3 separate regions of the Homo sapiens genome follow, and regions 1 and 2 are each linked to region 3. The links are chromatin loops, found by intact Hi-C in ENCODE. Cell type or tissue: ascending aorta. All regions are shown on one strand. Each heading gives the region's core, and the rest is flanking DNA. Links, peaks and the distances in the headings are about the cores only.

What was found. Hi-C counts contacts between places; a loop is a spot of excess contacts. Peaks named below come from ENCODE experiments on the same cell type or tissue, not always from the same donor. Only the 100,000 strongest peaks of a DNase experiment are listed, where the experiment ranks them.
Region 1: it touches region 3 in a loop (3-fold over the local background); 2 of 110 quality-filtered maps call a loop at or near these places.
Region 2: it touches region 3 in a loop (3-fold over the local background); 6 of 110 quality-filtered maps call a loop at or near these places.

The regions. Positions count from the first base shown.
Region 1 is chr10:94,398,416-94,405,871 of GRCh38, forward strand. TBC1D12 (TBC1 domain family member 12) reads left to right here and starts at 4,126. Exons shown (of 13, transcript NM_015188.2): 1 at 4,126-5,169. The coding sequence starts at 4,199. RefSeq lists enhancers at 3,874-4,033, 5,334-5,633 and silencers at 4,364-4,853, 4,924-5,253. In ascending aorta, for the core only: no CTCF peak of the experiment used is centred there; DNase peaks (open chromatin) are centred at 4,016 and 5,306; H3K4me3 peaks cover 3,113 bases; H3K27ac peaks cover 2,657 bases.
Region 2 is chr10:94,222,388-94,229,843 of GRCh38, forward strand. It overlaps PLCE1 (phospholipase C epsilon 1), which reads left to right. Exons shown (of 33, transcript NM_016341.4): 5 at 4,919-5,064. Among named protein-coding and RNA genes, the nearest start is that of PLCE1-AS1, 61 kb to the right of the region's middle. In ascending aorta, for the core only: a CTCF peak has its summit at 3,411; a DNase peak (open chromatin) is centred at 2,510; H3K27ac peaks cover 1,164 bases.
Region 3 is chr10:93,989,054-93,996,509 of GRCh38, forward strand. PLCE1 (phospholipase C epsilon 1) reads left to right here and starts at 4,878. Exons shown (of 33, transcript NM_016341.4): 1 at 4,878-5,205. It overlaps LOC105378438 (a long non-coding RNA gene), which reads left to right. Exons shown (of 4, transcript XR_946215.2): 4 at 4,167-4,666. RefSeq lists a silencer at 4,692-4,981. In ascending aorta, for the core only: a CTCF peak has its summit at 3,572; DNase peaks (open chromatin) are centred at 2,978 and 4,968; H3K4me3 peaks cover 2,408 bases; H3K27ac peaks cover 3,012 bases.

The DNA of each region.
Region 1 (7,456 bases), core at 1,471-6,470, 410 kb after region 3:
TTTTTTACACTTGAGGTGAAATTTGCCTAATATAAAATTAACGATTTTAAAGTGTACAATTCAATGGCATTTAGTACATTCACAGAGTTGAACAACTATCACCTCTATCTAGTTTCAAAATACGTGCCTGTTCACCTCATTTTCATTCAATTCATTTTATACTCCCAAAAACCTTTATATCCATTAGATAGTCACTCTCTATTTGTCTTTTCCCTCAGTCATTGATAATCACCAATCTGCTTTCTGTCTCTATGGATTTATCTATTCTGGATATTTCATAGGAATGGAATTATATGTTATCTATTTTTTTTTAAGAGATGGGGTCTTGCCATGTTGCCCAGATTGGAATGCAGCAGCTATTCACAGGCATAATCATAGTTCACTATGATCTTGAACTTCTCGGATCAAGAGATCCTCCCACCTCAGCCTCCCGAGTAGCTGGGACTATCCAGGTACACACCACCACAGTGCTTTTCACATTCATCCACCTTGTAGCATGAATCAGTATTTCTTTTCTTTTTCACGTCTGAGTAATATTTGGTTGCATGGATATACCATATTTTGTTTATCAGTTCCCCTGATGATGGACATTTGGGTTGTTTCCACCTTTTGGTTATTATTGGTAATGCTGCTGTGAACATTCATGTAAAACATTTTTTTTTTTTTTGAGACGCAGTCTTGCTCTGTCGCCCAGGCTGGCGTGCAGTGGTGTGATCTCAGCTCACTGCAAGCTCCACCTCCCAGGTTCAAGCGATTCTCCCTGCCTCAGCCTCCCAAGTAGCTGGGATTAAAGGCACGGGCACCACTGAGCCAGGCTATTTTTTTTTTTTCCTCGAGACGGAGTCTTGCTCTGTCACCCAGGCTGGAGTGCAGTAGTGCGATCTCGGCTCACTGCAAGCTCTGCCTCCCCAGTTCACGCCATTCTCCTGCCTCAGCCTCCTGAGTAGCTGGGACTACAGGTGCCCGCCACGACACCCGGCTAATTTTTTGTATTTTTAGTAGAGATGGGGTTTCACCGTGTTAGCCAGGATGGTCTCGATCTCCTGACCTCGTGATCCACCCTCCTCGGCCTCCCAAAGTGCTGGGATTACAGGCGTGAGACACTACGCCCGGCCTTTGTATTTTTTTAGTAGAGATCGGGTTTCACCATGTTGGCCACGATGGTGTTGAACTCCTGATCTCAGGTGATCCACCTGCCTCGGCCTTCCAAAGTGCTGGGATTACAGGCATGAGCCACTGTGCCCAACCCACGTAAAACATTTTTGTTTGAACACCTGTTTTCAATTCTTTTGGGTATACACCTAGGAGTAAAATTGCTGGCTTATAAGTAATTCCATGTTTAACTTATTGAGGAACTACCAAACTGTTTTTCATGGAAGCTGCACCATTTTACATTTCTACCAGAAATGTATGAAGGTTCTAGTTTTTCCACATTCTTTTCAACATTTGTTTTCTATTTTTTTGATTATAGACATCCTGGTGAGTGTGAAGTGCTATCTCATTGTAGTTTTGATTTGCATTTCCTTAATGACTAATGATGTTGAGCATCACTTCATATGCTTATTAATATTCCATTAACATATGTTTCTTAGGAGAAATGTATATTCAAGTCCCTTGCCCATTTTTTTAGTTGGGTTGTTTTTCAGTTGTTGATTTATACAAGTTCTTTATTTATTCTGGATACTGCACTCTTACCAGATATACAATTTGCAAATATTTTCTCTCTTTTTATATTTTTTCCACTCGTGTCCTGAAAGTCATTTTTTCCTTCTGAAATACCTTGATAATAAATGCATTGCTGACTATGCCTTTGCCACTTAGTCCTTTCCTAGGGCCTTCAATAACGCTTATTTTCGAAGACACTTGATGTTTTTATTTTGTTGAGACAGAGTCTCCCTCTGTCGCCCAGGCTGGAGTGCAGTGGTGCGATCCTGGCTCACTGCAAACTTCGCCTCCTGGGTTCAAGCGATTCTCCTGCCTCAGCCTCCTGAGTAGCTGGGATTACAGGCGCCCACCACCACGCCCGGCTAATTTTATTTTATTTTATGCTTTTATTTTTAGTAGAGATGGGATTTCACTATATTGGCCAGGCTGGTCTTGAACTCCTGACCTCAAGTGATCTGCCTGCCTCTGGCTCCCAAAGTGCTGGGATTACAGATGTGAGCCACCACGCCTGGCCTCTTGATGTTTTTTTAAATTGAGTGTTAGGTACATGCATGCCCATTTTATTGACATTTTATTATATAAAGGTTATATTCCCTCTTATATCTGTATGTATAGGTATTTTTATATGAAATAAATTTTAAATGCTTGACAATAATGTCTCCTCTACGACTTCTATTTTCTGTTCTTGCATTCACTAACATACTTTTAGAATGAATGAGTGGTCTATATTCTATATACTTTTATAGAATGAGTGGTCTATATTTTCTGCTTCGTTTTATCCACAACTGATGCCTCTTCAATTTCTTGCAATACAACTTTTTTGTCCTGAAATAATGAAACATTTGGGTCTGTGCCCGACCCTTATCATTATTCTTTCTTCCTAGGTAATGTTACTCATGATTCATCCACCTACTTGCATTATACAGATGACGCCTAATCTGTGTCTCTGAACCTAAACCCTAACCCAAGTTTTATTATTTATTTATTTGAAACAGTTTCCCTCTTGTTGCCCAGGCTGGAGTGCAGTGGTACGATCTGGGCTCATTGCAACTTCAGCCTCTCGGGTTCAAGCGATTCTCCTGCCTCAGCCTCCCAAGTAGCTGGGATTACAGGTGCCCACCACCATGCCCAGCTAATTTTTCGTATTTTTAGTAGGGACTGGGTTTCACCATGTTGGCCAGGCTGGTCTCGAACTCCTGACCTCAGGTGATCCACCTGCCTCGGCCTCCCAACGTGTTGGGATTATAGGCGTGAGCCACTGCGCCCAGCCAACTCAAGTTTTAGAACTCTATATGCTGGATATTTTCAGTCGTTTACTTTACCAGATGTATTTCCCCTATTAATCGTTTTTTTCCTATCCACTTTTCTATTTCTTCAAACCATATCAGTTTCAGTCTCATATCTTTGTAGTAATCATTGGTTACTCTCTCTTCTGTCACTTCTGATCAGTTATCAAGTCTTTCGTCTTTTACTTTAAATATACTTCATTTCCACTCAATGGTCAATCATCCCATTTTAATCCACTATCGCAGAGTGCTGGAATTATTTCAATAGCTCCTCTCTGCCTGACCACTTCCTCTCCCTCCTTAGGTGATAATCTTTTTTTCTTGTTTGAGACGGAGTCTCGCTCTGTCGCCCAGGCTGGAGTGCAGTGGCGCGATCTCGGTTCACTGCAAGCTCCGCCTCCCGGGTTCACGCCATTCTCCTGCCTCAGCCTCCCGAGTAGCTGGGACTACAAGCGCCCGCCACCATGCCCAGCTAATTTTTTTGTATTTTTAGTAGAGACAGGGTTTCACCGTGTTAGCCAGGATGGTCTCCATCTCCTGACCTTGTGATCCACCCGCCTCGGCCTCCCAAAGTGCTGGGATTACAGGCGTGAGCCACCGCGCCCGGCCGGTGATAATCTTTTAAACAGAGGACTGTGATGAAACATGGTGCTAGGTGAGCAAGATAACTTAGGATATCTTTCTTTTGTGTTAGATGAAGTGAAGAAGGGAGGGTGTTGACCCTCCTGGATGAAGTGATGAAGCCCTGAACTGTGGCAATGATGCCGGAGAAGGATGTAAAAATCGTAAAGTCGACTGGTGACCAATTAGAGCTGGAAGGACTTACCCACGCTAACACCTCCCAAATATGGGAGTATTTTACTACCATAAATGAAATACATCAAGTGAATTTTTGCTAAGCGAGCAATACCCGCGCTTCGGTAAGAACTGTCACGCTTAGAGCGGGCCAACCAGCTTCCACCATCCAGATGGCGGATCCTAGATTGGCAGCCTGCGTCTCTCTAGCTACCGTCTCTATGGTTCGGGGAATCTCCAGGTCGGGGCTTGACCGGTCCGACTTTTGCGCGTGCGCGAGTCCTGGCGCGTGCCCGCCCTCAAGCAACTGTCCGACCCAGCGGGTGGGAGGGGTGGGTCTGGGAACGTTGCGGCGGCTGTCGCCGCGGCCCCAGCACCCAGAGCTGTTCTCTGGCCAAGCCTGCGCCTGTAGTCCTTCTTTGCCTCCTGGGGCGGCCGCCACCCACCCCCAGATGGTGGGTCCGGAGGATGCCGGAGCCTGCTCGGGAAGAAACCCCAAGTTGCTCCCGGTGCCTGCGCCGGACCCCGTGGGCCAGGACAGGAAGGTAATCCGGGCCACGGGCGGCTTTGGCGGAGGCGTCGGCGCTGTGGAGCCGCCGGAGGAGGCTGACGAGGAGGAGGAGGCTGACGAGGAGGAGGAGACGCCGCCTCGGCAGCTCCTTCAGCGTTACCTCGCGGCGGCCGGGGAGCAGCTGGAGCCGGGGCTCTGCTACTGTCCGCTCCCCGCTGGCCAGGCCGGCGCCCCGCCGCCCTCGGCAGCCCCACGATCGGACGCCTGCCTGCTGGGCTCGGGCTCCAAACACCGCGGCGCGGAGGTGGCTGATGGCCGCGCGCCGCGGCACGAAGGCATGACCAACGGCGACTCGGGTTTTCTGCCGGGCCGGGACTGTCGCGATCTGGAAGAGGCTCGCGGGCTGGCGCGCGCCGGCGGCCGGGAGTCGCGCCGCCGCCGCCCCTACGGCCGCCTTCGCCTGGAGGGGCCTGGCGACGAGGACGCGGACGGCGCGGGAAGCCCGTCCGATTGGGCCTCTCCGCTTGAGGACCCGCTGCGGAGCTGCTGCCTGGTGGCCGCGGACGCCCAGGAGCCCGAGGGCGCGGGCAGCGACTCGGGGGACAGCCCCGCCAGCAGCTGCAGCAGTAGCGAGGACTCAGAGCAGCGGGGAGTCGGCGCCGGGGGTCCCGAGGAGGGCGCGCCCCCTGCCACCTCGGCCGAGAGGACTAATGGGGGTGCGGAGCCGCGCCTGGGCTTTTCTGACATTCACTTCAACTCTCGCAACACGTTCCAGGTGAGCCGCGGTCAGAGCGCCCGCGATCACCTGCCCCCGGCGGGGCCGCCGGTGCCCTTGCCCGCCGCGGAGCAGGGTCCTGCGGGGGCTTCGGCCCGGGCTCGACGGAGTGGCGGCTTCGCGGACTTCTTCACCAGGTACAGCGCAGGCTGCATGGGACTCGGGGCGGGTCCGGGGCCGGGGCCGGAGCCGGGGTCTTGGTGGGAGTCGGAGCCGGAGCCGGAGCCGGAGCGGAGAGCTTGGTCGGCCGCTTCCGTGCCAGCCCCACACGCGTCAGGACTTAGCTTTGATTTGTCACTGGAGGAAGAGGAACTGGGTCGGCTTTGTGTTTCTATAGGAGAAGTTGTGAGCTCTGTGGACAGCGAGTCTTTCTGTTGCCTTGTCCGCGGGAGGCTGTACCTGCCATTCATACCTGGCTTCTGAGCAGTCAGGTTGGGCCAGCTGTCTAGTGCCACATATGCAGTTGCCTTTTCTGGAAAAGCAGATAACCATCTCCGTCTCCAATTTTTAAAAATTTTACTACAAACATTTAGGTTGTTGGGGGGGTGGTGAGGGGAGGCGGTATGTGTGTACGGGTGTGGTTGTGAAAGAGAGAAGGAAGTCATTTTGTAGAGCTGTTTATTTGCTGTGCTTGCATAGCGTCTAAATCCATTCAAGTGGTTTGGGAATTCTTGAAATTAGAAGTGGTTGTGCTTCATAGTGTTTAATCGTTTGTTTCAGTGGTCTTTATTAAAATGCAGTTTGGTGTTTAGAATTTTATCCCAACTTTTTAAGCCAAAGTAGGGCTTTTACTAAGGAAAGCCTTTTTTCTAATCTCCCAGATAAGCCTCTCCTTTTTTTCCCCAATAACTTTAGTTTTTTTAAAAAATGGTATTGTATTTGTGATTTGACAGGATATTCTTGAAATTAAATTATGGGCCGGGCGCGGTGGCTCACGCCTGTAATTCCAGCACTTTGGGAGGCTGAGGCGGGCGGACTATTTGAGGTCAGGGGTTCGAGACCAGCCTGGCCAATGTGGTGAAACCCGGTTTCTACTAAAAATACAAAAATTAGCCAGGCGTGGTGGCAGGTGCTTGTAATCCCAGCTACTCGGGATGCTGAGGCAGGAGAATCACTTGAACCTGGGAGGTAGAGGTTGCAGTGAACCTAGATCGTGCCATTGCACTCCAGCCTGGGGGACAAGAGCGAAACTCCGTCTTTCAAAAAAAAAAAAAAAGAAAAGAAAGAAATTAAATTATGGTGCTGGACTTCGCAGATTTCAGGATGGAGGTTTGTTGATTTAATAGGGATAAATAAGAGTAGTCAGAAAATACTTAATACACCTTACTGTAAGAGCAGTCCTGTAATCCCAGCACTTTGGGAGGCCGAGGTGGGTGGATCACCTGAGGTCAGAGTTCGAGACCAGCCTGGCCAACATGGTGAAACCCCGTCTCTACTAAAATATACAAAAATTAGCCGGGCATGTTGGCAGGCGACTTAATCCCAGCTACTTGGGAGGCAGAGGCAAGAGAATCGTTTGAACCCAGAAGGCGGAGGTTGCTGTGAGCTGAGATCGAGCCATTGCACTGAAACCTGGGGAATAAGAGCTAGACTTCTCTCAAAAAAAAAAAAAAAAAGGCAGTTTTCCTTGAGTTAGATTTTGACACGCCTTTTTCTTCTTCTTCTTCTTCTTTTTTCTTAAGTCCCCAGGCAAATAGGAAAATATTCCCAACTTGTAAAACTTTCCTTTACAGAGTTCTCCCTACTTTGTTTTTCTACCTTTTCGGGGATCTTGACTATAACCAGAAGTGAAAGAAGCAAATTCTTAGCTCAAGTTTTAGCAGGTTATACAATTAGCGTACATATTGTAGACATAAAGGCACAATTTTCTGATTATAATTGATATTTCTTATTCCTCTTTCTAGTTTATCCTTATTTTTTTGCTTGTATAAATTTACAAATATAAAGTTTCTTAAATCAAAAGTGGAAAATCCTAATTTTTTGTTACTCAGGACAATATATGTAGTAATGACATCTGTATTTGTAATATAGTTGCAAAAATATATTTAAAGCTTGTACTGGCAGTATTCTAAAAGATCTCAAGGTGAGTTAGGTTTATAAATTTGTGACACTGTGTGGCCTTTGGGTGTTTGTTGGTCATATCTATCTTGGTCATGTTTTGAGGTCAGATGTCAGGCAATTTTAGATCTGGGAGGGGCTTTGGAGATAACAAATTCAACTAGTATACTCTTGAGTTCTTGCTCTCTGCCATGCATTGTGAATAGAGATGATTTAGAAAACTGTCCCTTACCTGCAGGTGGGGTGCAGGCTAATGGGGATTAAGTTTGAAGACAGATGCATATATATACATTGCAATTTCTGAACATTTTTTTTTTTTTTTGAGATGGAGTTTCCCTCTTTTGCCCAGGCTGGAGTGAAGTGGTG
Region 2 (7,456 bases), core at 1,471-6,470, 230 kb after region 3:
TGTTTAAACTTACCGAGGGCAGATCCTGACAGGTCACCGACACTGCTGCTTACCCGTGAGCATAGCAGATCCAGCATCTGCCTTAATGAGGATCACAGCACTAAATGTGCGCTAGGGTCAGGGTGATGTGGGGGCACCACAGAGCATGCAGTGTGTGGACACACTCCAGGTGGGAAGTCAAGGAAGTTCTGCTCAAGAAAATGATGTTTTTATCAGACTCCTGAAGGCAGCCTCACCCTTTCCTTTAGGGGGCCAGGGCGTGAGTACAAGGGAGGCCCCAGCATGTTGGCCTTCCCACCTTCTCTTCCCATCCTGGCTTGTGTGCCAGAGTATGTATACCTCAGGCCTCAAGTTCAAACCCTGTCCACACATCACCCCCACCCCCACTGCCCTCTGGCCTGGCTTTAGGCCTAGGGGTTACAATCTACCCTCTGAAGGACTGATCCAGATAAACAGCCCTTGCAGACCAGCAGTGGGCTTGGTGCTGTTTGGACAGGGAATTTGGGAAGCGTGGGTTTACAAGGGATAAATTATCTAGAAGTGAGTGTGCAGCCTATGGACAGGCACGTCCCCTCCACCCCATAGACTTCTTACTCTATGGAGAGGGCACAGCTGGACGACAGCCAGTGTGGAGCCTTCTGAAACCTGGGGTCCAGGGCAGGATCCTGATGGCATGGTCTCAGGGCAGTGCTGCCTAAAGGATGAGTAGGGTTCAATGAATAAAATGCCAGGCCGTGTGTGGTGGATCAACTGTAATGCCAATGCTATGGAAGCGGAAGCGGGAGGATCACTTGAGGCCAGAAGTTCAAGATCAGCCTGGGCAACATAGTGATACTCCATCTCTACAAAAAAAAAAAAAAAAAAATTGAATCTGGGGTGATGGGGAAGCCTTCCTGCAGAAGGAACAACCAGTTCAAGATTCCTGAGATGTTAAAAAGCCTACTTTACCTCCCTAAAAGGAGGGATATAGGGGAGAGGTGAGGTGATTGGAGAATGGACAGGGGCCTGGTGGGCCAAAGTAAAGATTTGGCTTTGCAGAGGACACAAGCAAGACATGGTGGACCAGGGAAAGGTCATTTTGAATGATGCAAGAAAATTCCTTCCAAAATGAGCATGTGTGACACCAATAAGGTATTTGATGTGAGGAGAGGGAGTAAACTGTTCTATTTGGCTAAGCCCAAGAGTACTGAGAAAAGCAAAAGGAAGGAAAAAAAGATATTTTGGGAGGGGCAGTTGTGGAGGAGTTGTGGGCATGGTCCAGGGGGTTATGATGTCAGGGTAAGCCCAGAACCTTCTGGGAGAGGTGCTTAAAGAATTGGGCTGGGGGCCAGATTCTCTCCTCATTCTGTGCTTACTATTGAAATAAGCAAAATAATCTGCTACCATTAACACCTTTCTGCTCTAGTAGCACTCCCTATGCCTAAACCATAGTACTTTATATTTATATGATTTTTTTGTTTTTCTGTGTGATTGCACAGAAATTCTTTCTGGATTGGCAACACATCCCATTTTCCACTTAGTAAATGTGACCACCTTTTATGCTTTGGTCAACATTTTGACATTTGTCACTGAATCTTCATTTCCTTTTTGTGTCATTTATTATTTTATAACTAGCGGTGGCCCTCTCACCATTTAATGCTTATAAAATTATGAATACATCAGACCATAATAAGAATTGTCCGTGAGGCTTGTAAACAGATGTTGGGGTGTGTGTGCGTGTGTGTGTGTGTGTGTGGTGTGTCTGTGTGTGTGTTTATGATAACAGTGCTTACATAATCTCAACAACCAGGGCCCTGGGGACTCACACTCGGCAATGGAACAGTTGGTTTAAATTAGGTTTCCATGTGAAATATGGTATCGCTGTTTTTTTCCTAGCATTGTGGGAAAGTATATGGAAAATGATTTGACTGATAGGAAATAAATCTGGATGAGTGATCAGGATTGTGACACAAACCAAGTGGTGGTCTCCACCTGCCCTGTGAAGCAGACCTCTCCAGGGGGAGGTGAGTTAACCCTTTCCAGCCACTGGACTAGTAAGTCAATGCATGGTATCAGAACAGCCTGAAAGAATGACAACTTTCCAGAGACCCTGATTTGCCATCAATTTCAACTAGAAAGGAGCTAAAGCCATAGAGACAATATAGCCAGAGGCCTCAACAACTAATGAGTTGGGTGGCTTTGAGAAACTGTTTTTTTACTTTTCAGGATCTCATTTTTATTTGTGAGAAGTGTTTGAATTTCCAACTCAAAGAGTCAGTAGGGTTATGATGCTAAGTGTTTGCTGATGGTTTCCCATTTTAGGATAGGGCTCATCAAAAGCCAGTCAGACTAAAGGAAGAATTAGATGGATGCACCAATGACTCAGTCTCTGTTAGCAAAATAATTTCTTGCTCTAGTGAGCCAGGGTTTCACAAAGGTGACTTTTAACCAAGGAATCAAGTGAGAGGACAGGCATGGAGACTGTGAGCAAGGGGTTACTCATAGCTGCAGGAGACGGGTCAGCACTAGGAATCCCAGACAGTTCCTGGGATGATGTGGACCAGGGTTTGTCCCAAGGGTCTGATTCCAGACCTGTTCTCCTGATGCCACCTGAGGGCCCAGTGAAGTCCAGTACAGATGGAGGGCAGAGGCACATGCTGGGAGCCCACTAGGCTCAGGACTGAGCTTGAGGGTGGCAGGTAGCCCAGCACGTTTTGCTTCAGTCTGTTTCAGAAGGGAAGAGGAAGATTATTAATTACTCCAGTGCCTCTGGCTCATACCAGAGAATAGACCTGTTTTATCACTAAAACTCCCTGTTGCTCTGATTTTCCTGTTTGTTTCTATGTAGGGATAGGAAAGAGGTGTGAGCAACCATTCATTTTGTTTTTTTCATCTCTTTAGTCATATTTTGGACTCTTCTCAGTATTTTCTCCTTTTATTCCTGCTCTGCCTTCACATATGCAGCTCAAAACTGAGTGCTTAGGAGGACCTACCCAGAGCCAAGTCTGAAAAAACTCACCTTTCGGCTGGGTGCGGTGGCTCACGCCCGTAATCCCAGCACTTTGGGAGGCCGAGGTGGGTGGATCACTTGAGGTCAGGAGTTCAAGACCAGCCTGGCCAACATGGTGAAACCCATCTCTACTAAAAATACAAAAATTAGCCGGGCGAGGTGGCAGGCCTTGTAATCCCAGTTACTCGAGGTTGCAGTGAGCCAAGATCATACCATTGCACTCCAGCCTGGGCAACGAAGCAAGATTCTGTCTAAAAAAGGAAGAAAGAAAGAAAGAAACTGTCAACTTTCACCAGATGAAAGAGCACTGGGCTGGGAGTCCTACTTTTGACATCAACAAGAATTGTGACCTTGAAAAGTCACTTCTCCCATGAGCCATAGATTCTCGATCTGGAAAAATGGGGTTGCACTGCCCTCTGTGGTTGCTGCCAGCACTCAATGCCATTAATTCTTATCATTTTATCCACTTACAGGCAGTATGCCATTGACCTTGAGCTCTTATTTCCTGCAGTTGTCATGGGTCACCATAAACTCTGTGTTCCGGCCTCTCTAACTTAGTCCAGAGAAAAGTGTTGCTGTCCAGGCTTCAGCACTGATGCTGAACCAAGCGGAGCTTGTAGGGCCATGTGAGGTCAAGACCAAGACTTTGGTCTGTTGACAACCAAGCTTATCAACCCAGATGCTAGTCAGGATAGAGAAGGTAACTTAGGTGGACACCAGCATCTAAGCACCAAAGTAAAGGTGGCAGCAAAATAATCATAGAGCAGAAGCAGATGATTTAGAGGCTGCATATCATAAGGGGAGGGTGTAGACATGGATTATTTTTAAATATTGTCCTCCAGTCTGTGTAGCAGGAAAAACGAATCACATTAGAATAACTTTAAGCCCAGAACTGAAGAACATTAGAGTTTGTGTAAACACATCAGGCATTTTGTGAGTGGTTGATAATGCAACCTCTGGAGAAGACACCCTAAGTTCAAACCTAGGCTTTGCTACCTTCAACGTGGTTGAAGACCTTACACACATCCCTGAGGACAGTAACAGTCCCTGACTCTTAGAATTGTTGTGAGAGATAAATGAGGTAATATAGGTAAAGTGCTTAGAATGGCTCCTGGCACATAATAAGTGCTCTATAAATATTTGTTCATAATATTTTGTCATTTGAGGGGCATAATAGATAAAGCATTTGTAAAAGATTGTTTAAAAATGTTTTTATTTTTCCTTTGATATTATGTATTTTAATACTTAGTAAATGTCTTTAACTGATGGGTTAAGTACATTTCATTTTAATGTCCATCAGTCAAATATCTTTCAATCAAAATTATCCTTAGGCCTTATTTTCTTATAGTCAAAAGAAATTTTTTCAATCAAAGGATTTTATGAATTGCCTTTTTCAGCCTTCTTGTTTTAAAGAAAATAAAGAGAGAGTTATAAGAGATTAAGGACCTATAGGTCTTTTTTTTTTTTTTTTTTTTTTTTTTGAGACAGAGCCTTGCTCTGTCACCCAGGCTGCAGTGCAGTGGTACAATCTCGGCTCGCTGCAACCTCTGCCTCTCGCTGCTCGCTGCAACCTTCAACCTTGAAGCTGAGGCAGGGTTCAAGCGATTCTCCTGCCTCAGCTTCCCAAGTAGTTGGAATTATAGGCGCCTGCCACCATGCCCAGCTAATTTTTGTATTTTTAGTAGAAACGGGCTTTCACCACGCTGGCCAGGCTGGTCTCAAACTCCTGACCTCAGGTGATTCGCCCACCTCAGCCTCCCAAAGTGCTGGGATTACAGGCGTGAACCACCACGCCCAGCCAGGACCTACAGGTCTTTCATTTCCTAATACCAAATTGATATTTTTAGAAAAACAAAGAATGCTTTTGGAAAAAAAAATTGCCAAGCTTCTAGGACATAATTCCCGTGAATGTCTCTGTGTGTTTTCCAGGTGAGCTCCTGGGTGACATGGCTGATCCTCACGGCAGGCTCCATGGAGGAGAAGCGAGAAGTCTTTTCATATTTGGTGCATGTGGCCAAATGCTGCTGGAACATGGGCAACTACAACGCTGTCATGGAGTTCTTGGCTGGCCTCAGGTATAGTCAGTGGGGAATATGGTTATCTTGGCACAATCGCTTCTCATCACCTGAATGGCACTGAATTAATTGTCCAGGGACTCACCTTTACCCAAGCCAGGTAACTGGAAATGATTAACTTGGGAAATGTATTATCTTCTTTCAGCACCAAAGGCCCTGTCCCTCAAAGATGCTGCAGAATTCAGCCCCTGTGGGCCAGTCACAATCCTACTTCACTGGGTCTGCTGTGATCCTGTGTTCTTTGCCAAGCCAAGTGAAATTACTTGGTTGCATAACCCGATCAACCCCACCACTGACTATTCCCCTTCCTGTCCTGTAAACCCCACTGTTATCTGTCTCTTTTCAGGCCTGCCTTATGTAGTGTTCCAGGGCTATATGCTATAGACCACCAACTGCCCTTAGTAATAACAGTGGCTAGCATTGACAATAGGCCTCCAATAATGTAAGCTCTCATTATTAACAAACACTATATGTCAAGTATGAGCTATGCACATTCCCTATATTGTATGTTTTAATTCTCAAAACAGGTTTATCAGGTAGATACTATTCTTATTCCCACATTATACAAAAGAGGAAGCTAAGGCTAAGAGAAATTAAGTCATTCACCCAAGGTCACCTGGCATTGCTGGGAATACAGGCAACCTTGGTTTCGGAGCCCATGAGCTTGACCACTATGATATCCTGTTCTTATGCTTTTTCCATCAAGCTAATAACAAAATCACCATTCTGTTCATCAGGTTGCCTGCTTTATCCCCTTTTAGCCTCAGCTACCTGGCATAAAGTAACTGTTCTTACTCCTGTGGGAGGCAGCATGGTATGTGAGGAAGAAGAGCATGAGTTCTTAAGTTAGAATCAAATTAGGAATCAAATCCTTATCCAGGAATCAAATCCTGATTCCCCCAAGGAATACCTGTGTGATCCAGGCAAGCTACTTGACTTCATTGAGCCTCAGTTACTTTGTCTGCAAAATGGGGATAATACTAAAAAGCACCTACATCTTTAGGTAGAATTCAGTGAAATAATATAGTATTTGACACATGTGCGTGGCGTATAGTAAGGCCTCATAAAGAGAAGCTATTGATATTGTTATTGCTTCCTGAGATTCACCATCCTCATGAGGGTTCTCACTATAAAGGAATGTTAGTTCATAACATTACTGAGATTTTTCTTTGATTCTCCAGGTCCCTAGGTAGGGATTCTGGGTTAGGGGAGGAGATGAAAACTCCCAGAGTTCTAATTTTTTTTTTGTCGTTTTCAACTTTCTTAACTTAGAATAAACCCAAATGATCATGTCCTTGACATTTAAAATAGTCATACAAATGCATCAGGCATGGCTCAAAAGAAGGAAAAAGTGGGGAGAAAAAAAAACAAAGCCTTGGAGAACAGGAGGTTATATCCAGATGATTTAGATTCTCTTTGTGATCAATTTTCTATAAAGAAAACGTGTAGGCCGGGCACGGTGGCTCATGCCTGTAATCCCAGCACTTTGGGAGGCCAAGGTGGGTAGATCACCTGAGGTCAGGAGTTTGAGACCAGCCTGGCCAACATGGTAAAACCCCATCTCTACTAAAAATACAAAAATTAGCTGGGCATGGTGGCAGGCGCCTGTAATCCCAGCTACTCAGGAGGCTGAGGCAGGAGAATCGCTTGAACCAGGAGGTGGAGGTTGCAGTGAGCCGAGATCATGCCATTGCGCTCCAGCCTGGGCAATAAGAGGGAAACTCTGTATCAAAAAACAAAACAAACAAACAAAAAAAAACAGAAAAAAGAAAATATGTATTACATTTCTTTTAAGAAAAGAATTATCATATTTTGATAAAGTCATTTTATTTTAATGATGCTTATCATTCTGTGTCTGGCAAGTTGGTGCTGGCTGTTGGCCAGGGACCTTGCTTCCTGACCCCACAACATGACTGCCATCACAGCACGGTGACTGGCTCCTTCTGAAGTGGGTGATCCAAGAGAGGGAGGCAGAGGCTGCAATGCCTTTTATATGATAGCCTTGGGAATCATACATAGTCACTCTTGCCATATTGTACTGATCACATAGGACAGCATGGATTCCTTGTGGGTGGGGACTGCACAAAGCCACAAAATCAGGAGATGTGGACCATGGGAGGCCGTCTTGGAGGCTGGCTGCCACATACCATGTTCTAGATTCTCTTATTACAGGAACGGCCTCAGAGTGACCTATGGAGGCCTAGAGTGAATGGGACTTTAAGATTCAACTGAGTTTAAATCCAAAATCCAAGAAGACCATAGAACCTGGTGATTTCCCTAAATGAGGAATAATCTCAAACCAGGACAGACCTCAACATTGATCCCAGTGCATTTTGTCTCACACCCCAGACCCACTGCTGCCTAGTTTCATGCTCCTATATTTGGCTTAAAA
Region 3 (7,456 bases), core at 1,332-6,331:
ACGAGCTTCAACTAACTCTACCTACCTCCCAACATTCGTTCCTATTGTTCCAGTTATGAAAGTTATGTAAGGAACTATCCCAAGACTTATGGCCTAAAAGACTGACCATTTATTTGGCTCAAAAACCAGCAATTTGGGCAGGGCATGGCAGGGATAGCTTTGATCTGCTCTACTTACTATTGCTGGAATGGCTTGAAGGTTAGTGACTGGAATCCCTTGGAGGCACATTCACCCACATGTTCAAGGTTGATGCTGGCTGTCAGCTGGGATCATACATGCCTCTCCAAGTGGTCTGGGCTTCCTTACAACATGGCATCTGGGTTCTTGGGTGAGAGTTCTGGAGCAAGATAGGCAAACAAAAGCTGTCTCAACTTCCATGACATAGGTACTCTAGCCACAAAGCATCACTTCTACCTCATTCTATTAGTTAAGGGGCTGCCCATATTCAAGAGAAGGGGAATTAGACTTCACCTGATATCAGTGGCAAGGTTCTAGAAGAGGATGTGGGACTGGAAATATAGCTGCATCTACTTTTGAAAAATACATTCTGTATTCTCTCCTGTTTCTTTAAACTGTGCATTTTGGCCACTAAGAACAACATAAAACCTTAAAAACTACATCTAGAGAAGTCTCCACACCTGAGGCCGGAGTTCAAGACCAGCCTGGGCAACATAGCAAGACATCATCTCTACAAAACAATTTTTTTTTAAATTAGCTGGGCATGGTTGTGCTTGCCTGTGGTCCTAGCTACTCAGGAGGCTGAGGAGGGAGGATCACTTGAGCCCAGGAGTTCTAGGTTACAGTGAGCTATGATCACACTACTGCACTCTAGCCTGGGTGACAGAGCAAGACCCTACCTCGAGAAGAAAAACAAGAAGTTTCTAATGTCTATGCTTTGGAATTCCAGTGTTGCTAAAACTTTTTTTAAAAAATTGTGCTTTTATAATTTTTCATTATGGCTCCTTGAAACAATTTGAGCTGGTCCCAACTTTTGCTGACAACAACTCTGAACCAGGTATTACAATGAGATTCCTGAATGTTTCAAGAAGAAAAAAATGTTCTGTCAAAAGATTGACAAGATTTTGGAATATTCAAAGGGGTTTATGGCCTTTAAATACCATAAGTCTAAATGAAAATAAAAATCTGAGTTTTATTTATTTAAGTAATAAACCTTTATACGTTCTAAGTGTTTTCATATACACTGGCTCATTTAATCCTCACAATTACGCTGAGGGGTACTGTATTAGTCTGTTCTCACGCTGCTCATAAAGCATACCCAAGACTGGGTAATTTATAAAGAAAAAGAGATTTAATGGAATCACAGTTCCACTTGGCTAGGGAGGCCTCACAATCATGGCAGAAGGCAAGGAGGAACAAAGTCACAGCTTACATGGCAGCAGGCAAGACAGAAAGAGCATGTGCAGGAAAACTCCCCTTTATAAAACCATCAGATCTCGTGAGACTTATTCACTGTCATGAGAACAGCATGGGAAAGGCCCATCCTCACGATTCAATTACCTCTCACTGGGTCCCTCCAACAACGGGGGAATTATGGGAACTACAATTTGAGATTTGGGTGGGGACACAGCCAAACCATATCAGGTAGGTACAATTTATCTAGAGGAAAATGAGGCACAGTGAGATAAGTAACCTGTCCGAGGGCTCACAACTTGGGGGTGGATCTGAGCATCCAACTCAAGTGGTCCCACACCAAATTCTGTTCCCCTAACACCGGCTGCGCTGAGAGAGGATGTTTAAGATCATCTTTCCCTGCTTTGCTTACTGTTCCCTGGGGACCCTCACTCCTAACCATGTCACACAGGTAGAGATACCTACAGCTTTAACAAGCTGGTTGTTTTTCATCAACCTCAAACTGCCTTAGTACATCTAACCTCACATACAAGACAACTCTAGGAAGTGTGTTTTTGGCTCTCTGCTCACCATCTGAACTTGCTAGTCTATTTGCAGACAGCTAGTAAGCCCGGTACAGTTTGATGCAGTGACTTTGAAAGGGAGAAAATGGCAACTGCAAAAGCTGAGGGCTGCCTTGTTCCTTCAGTCCTTCCTTGGCCTTTGTGCTACCCAGATGTCTGTTGGCAAATTCCTCTGTTTGACGATCAGCAGCTGTTTGACAAAGATCAATGCATTAGTCAATGGTGCCCACACTGACTACTCAGTTCCCAAACTAATGGTTTGTTTATGAACGGGTTAACTGATGGCTGGCTTGTTGAGTGTGGCAAAGCGCCAATCCTTCTTCTGTAATATGTGCAGTAGAGGGTGTGGGGCCTCTTGTTGGCAACCACCACCATGAAGTCAGAGACCACTGCCCCCACCTCCTTTCTGAAAATTACAGGATAGGGGAGGCAGAAAGAAAGAGGGAAGATGGTTCCGTTTCTTAAAATAATTTTACTACTTAAATTCCCTAGTCTCTATGTTTATCATGTATTTAAATCAATTTCCATTGACTGGAGACCAGTATGTAATGTAATAAGCTCAAAAGACATGTGTGTTTTCTTCTGAAATTTCAAACATAGATGCACTTTACTGAAATAAAGTCTCCACAGGATTGTTTCTTGGGGCTGTTGTTGTTGTCTATGCAGAATGGTCTTGTATAAAGAGATGCATAACTTAGTTTACTGAAGCTGAATTTTCCATGGAAATTATCCAGTGCTTTCCCAATTCTCAGGCGCTTTATCTGACAGTCTTTCTTCCTCTAGATAATGGCTGGCAGCAGCCCACAGAGTGGAGGTTATATGGTGCACTTCTGAAAAAGTCTTGAATGGAGCCATTGTTCCCCTGAGATGGTCTGTGTGTTTCACTGAACAGAGAGCAGGGTGTAAAAAAGGCACCTTGTGTGCAACTGTTGGCGAGGTTGGGGAGTGAATTAAAATCTCCAGAAAGTCTGGGCAGTGCTGTTCAGAGGAGCAATGAACACTCTGGAAGTACTGTTAGCTCAGACATTCCAATGTGGTGAGGCAGCCTCGGGGACACGACTTCCCTCCAATCTCGTTTAGAGAGGGAGCCATGGGGCGAGCAAAGGACACTGATCTGGACCTGCTCTCTTTGCAAAGATTTGAGGAAGGCGCCCCTTTCTAGGGATGGGGCCACAGTGATTATCACACTTGGATAACTTTCCTGCTCAACGGACCTAGATTTGCCTTGCTTACTAATCATGCAATGACTCATTTGGAGGATTCAATGTTAACTGCTTGTGCATCTACCAGTTTGTAGCTATCTATTCCCATGTGCCAAATTAAAAAAAAAAAGTCTTTGGGGGTGCCAGGTGATGGATGAAGTTTGATATTATTTGATCATTAAATGAATTATAAAACCATAATATAATACTGTATATTAAATAAATAGCCTACCTTGTTTATTGTCAGTGATGCTACCTCTTTCCTCAGCCCTTTATTTACTTGTTCAGGATAACATAGCCTCAGGGATTGAGTAAATTACCACTTCTCACTGTCCTAGTGCTAAAATGCCAAGATCTTAAGGAACAAAGAATTTCTTTAGAGCCCTCTGCAGAGACCTTTCTGAAATCAGCTCTCCAGGGAGGCAATCATGTTAGTTTTCATTAAAGTCCTAGTGGTGAGAAAACAGCAAGACAGTTTAAGGACCAGACTGGCAGATTTTTCTTAACAGCAGGATTCTTTGGGCCTCCTGTGCTTTCTTGCTCCAACCTCTCCTGTGTTCTGGAGCCTCCAAGAAGGAGAGATCACTTTTAAGAGGGACCCGAAAGAAAGGGTCAAACATGAGCAGGAGGAAAGTGTGTGGGAGGAGATGCTCCAGGTAGAAGGCTCAGCTTAAGTTCAGGTACAGAGCTAGAGTGGGAGAGACATTCTGTTGGGTGATCCTTATTAGCCAGGGCATGCTGGGTTACACAGCCATGGAGAGTTAGTTTGGAGGGCAATAGGGAGCCAGTGAAGTTTTCTGCATAGATTAAAGTTGTAAAAAAGGAAGAATAATACAGCGGTGGTTTGAAGGATTGATTTGGTCCAAGGGAGAGGACAGTGGGAGGCGATATGGGCCACAGGAATGGGTCCTGATCGGATGTAGGAGAAGAGGTCAGGCCTAGGGAACGGTCTTCCATTAGAACAGGTAGAGGGAGGAGGCACAGGTTTAGGCGAAAGGGAGGAGGATGATGATTTGATTTTTTTTTCCAGGTCCTTGGCTCTCCTAAGACTCATAAAAGCCGCTCCAGCGGCTAAGGAAGTTCTGTGCAAAGCCTGTAGTTTCTAGTTGTGAAGATCTTCAGGTTTGCTTGAGCAATGAAAGAGTACTGGATTTGGAGTCCGCAGTCCTGGATGGCCACCATTACCAGCAAAAGGAGTATTTCCGGAGCCTGGCACAACGCTGGGCACATTGATGGGGCTCAATGAATATGTATTAAATGAACGAGTGACAGAACAGATTCGAGACTTGGTGCTGCCATCTACTACAGAGACCTTGATCGTGTCCTTTATCTGCCGTGAACCTCAGTTTCCATATCTGTCAACCAGGGGTGGTTCCCTGGGGTAGTGTGAGAGTAAATTCCCGCCGCCTGAGGTGTGCAGAGTTCCCGCCCTTCCCGGAGCCGGGCGCCCCAGGAGCGCTCTCTCTGGCTCCCGCCAGAAAGGATGGCTCCTAGGGGTCAGGGCCAGGGGTCTGGGAAGGGGTCGCGCCGCCAGCAGCCAGCTCCGGGGGAGGCGGCCGGGTCCTCGCTCCGCGCCCGCCTTCCCCGCGCGGCAGGAGCCGGGGGCGGGCCCGGCACAGGCCGCTCCCCCGCCCGGCCGCCCGCGGTGGCGCTAGCGGCCTCTCACCCGGGGCGGGCGAGTTCTGGGAAAGCCCGGCCCAGGGCGGGGGCCCCGCTGCCGCCCGCGCAGCCGCCGCTGTCCGGGCAGCGCGCACATCTCGGCGGGAGCGGACTGTGAACGGCGCGGGTCCACACGGTAACGCTGGGCAACGTGGGCAACGCGGCGGGCGGCGGGCTCGCGCGGCGGGAGGGGCAGCGGCGGCGCGCCCGGGCTCTACCTCCCGGGCTCTGCCTCCCGGGCTCTGCCTCTCGGGCACTTGCCTGGCTCCTGCGCGTTCCTGGGCATCGGCTCTGCAGCTGACACACAGTAGCGGGGACACCCGACGCCGCTAGCGACAGGCGCGCGGACGGCTGGTCCCAGAGGGACGCTGCGCTTGGGGACGCCGGCGAGACTCGCCAGGAGCCAAGAGGTGAGGAAGCGACTCTGTAGCTCGGTTCCTGAGGACTGGAGAAAGGGAAGGATGGGCTGGTTCTCTCCCAAGGCAGTCGACCCGCCTAAGGGAGCAGCCCGACTCCGCGTACCTGGCGGAAAAGTGTCCTCGCGCTCCCGGGGGACCCGAGGCGGGCGGTCCTCCAGGGCATGCAGGCCGCCCTCGCAGGGGCTAAAGGACACCCTGCCAGTGCCTTCACTCCAGACGCCTGCCTCAGGTCGCCCCTTCGTGTTGTGAATACGGTGTGGAGGTGGCCAGTGCAAAGAAAAACGTAAGCTCTTTTTGTGGCGGTACTTAGCAGCGGTATTTCAAGGAAAGTGCTCAAGAGATTGTTCCTGGAGAGATTTGTGTACATCAAGTCCTAGAAAATACAATATTGGACCAGGTCCCGCTCTAACTGATAACTAGAATAGCTAGCTTTGCCTTCAAGTCCTTTAATGCTACAGTAATAAATACACTAGAGCAAGAAGTCTTCTGTCGTGGCGAATGTTAGGTGCACAGCGTAAATTTGTGGAAGCTTTCGCCCCTCGCTCTGTATTTAAGCCATCAGACACTGAGTTCAGCCGACTTAACCAATTATTCAGTGTAAGACTCATTTAGTGATTAATCAGTGTCATTTTAAATAGTGAGTTCCCTGAATACCTGTTAAGTAGGATTCACGTCTTCGAAAAGTTTTATTTGCACGAAGGTCATAATTTCAGTTGCATTATGCAAAATTTGCCCGTAGGTCTTTTAGATCTCTGCAGGATTGGTATGTTTTCATGTTTCTTATACCCCCCGTAGAGGTAGGGCAGGGCCGCTGCCACAGAATGGGCACTACTGAGGCCAAGAATGCTTGACCCCACTAGGGAGAATTTTTGAGAGCCTGACTTGGGAGGTGGAAGCAGGTGACCCCATAGGTGCTTGTACAGGTGCCCAGTTGTCATTGAGGAGAGAGGTGGACTATCTCTAGGTTATTGTATGCATCGATGTCTTCATAAATACTTTTCTGAAGAATGTCTGATGGTGTTGTCATCTAGACCATCTGATGGCACATCTTCCCCCACATCCACCACTCTAAAGTCTAACCATCCTTCAAACTGTGTTTTGCTGGTGGTGTGAGGCTTTTCCTGAAACAGCCAACCTCCCCCTGCTCTGATTTCTGCAGCATTTTTTCTCCAGGGCCCTTTCTGCTCTCTACCTTCTGGGAGTTATTTATGTAGATGTCTCATTTTCCCTACTGAAGGCATTTGCTGTGGCTTTCATGGCAAAATGCTTGCACCTAGAAGACTCTAGAGATAATTGTGGGCCAGTATTAAATCTTAAGACTTTGGTTTTACAACATAAATATCTACTTTGGAGAAGGAGATAATATAATTGAAAGGAGCTAGAGGAATGTATAATGTTTACCATTAACACTATCCTTTATTTACAGCCCCATGGGGGAAATTCCCTTTATACCCAGGAGCCATGTCTTACCAGGTAAGAAGCCAGATTGAACTGGAGGGACATTCTTCCAGTCCTCTTAGTAACATAAACTCCTGGGATGTGGTCCAAGTTTGACCTGTCATTAAAAATTCCATACTCCAGTGGGTTAGAAGCTAGATTCCAATGAAGGCGGTTGGTTTTGTTTTTCTATTTACAACCATTCTTAGTCACATTCTTCTCTGGGCTTTTGTTGTATACTTTAAAAAAACTGTTTGATGTGCAATTTGTTACCTGTAACTTTCTAAATGAATAAAAGAAGATTGAAAAAATACTGTGCATGGTGGAAGAGTTTTCTAAAGTAGACAGCAGGGGACGTTTCCCATGCCTGGGCAAGAGGAGGGATTTGCACAGAGTGAGGCTTGCTGCACGTGTGTGTGTGTGTGTGTGCGCGCGCGTGTGTGTTCCACACACCTGGCTGACAGGCGCCTATATAGGACAGTTGCTTTAGTCTTAATGCCTTCTCTCTCTGCCGGAACTACTTCTGCGGTGGAAGAACAATAAAACAGAGCTTCTGGGTTCAGAAGGAGAAGCAGAGGAAAAGCCAAAAACAGTAGAAGCAGCTAAGAGTGTGAATTTGTTTGCTGAAGTTGCTTTCCTCCCAACGTTCAGTTGAGATCTGTGGCATTGAGCAAGTAGGGGTTTGGTTGAGGCGAGGGAAGACAGGTGATTAGGAAACATGGTGCTTCTGGAAGAGGGGTGGAAGGTTCTGATAGGGTTTTAGGGAAGCATGTGATTTAGTTATGTAAGGCCCAAAGAGGAGAGT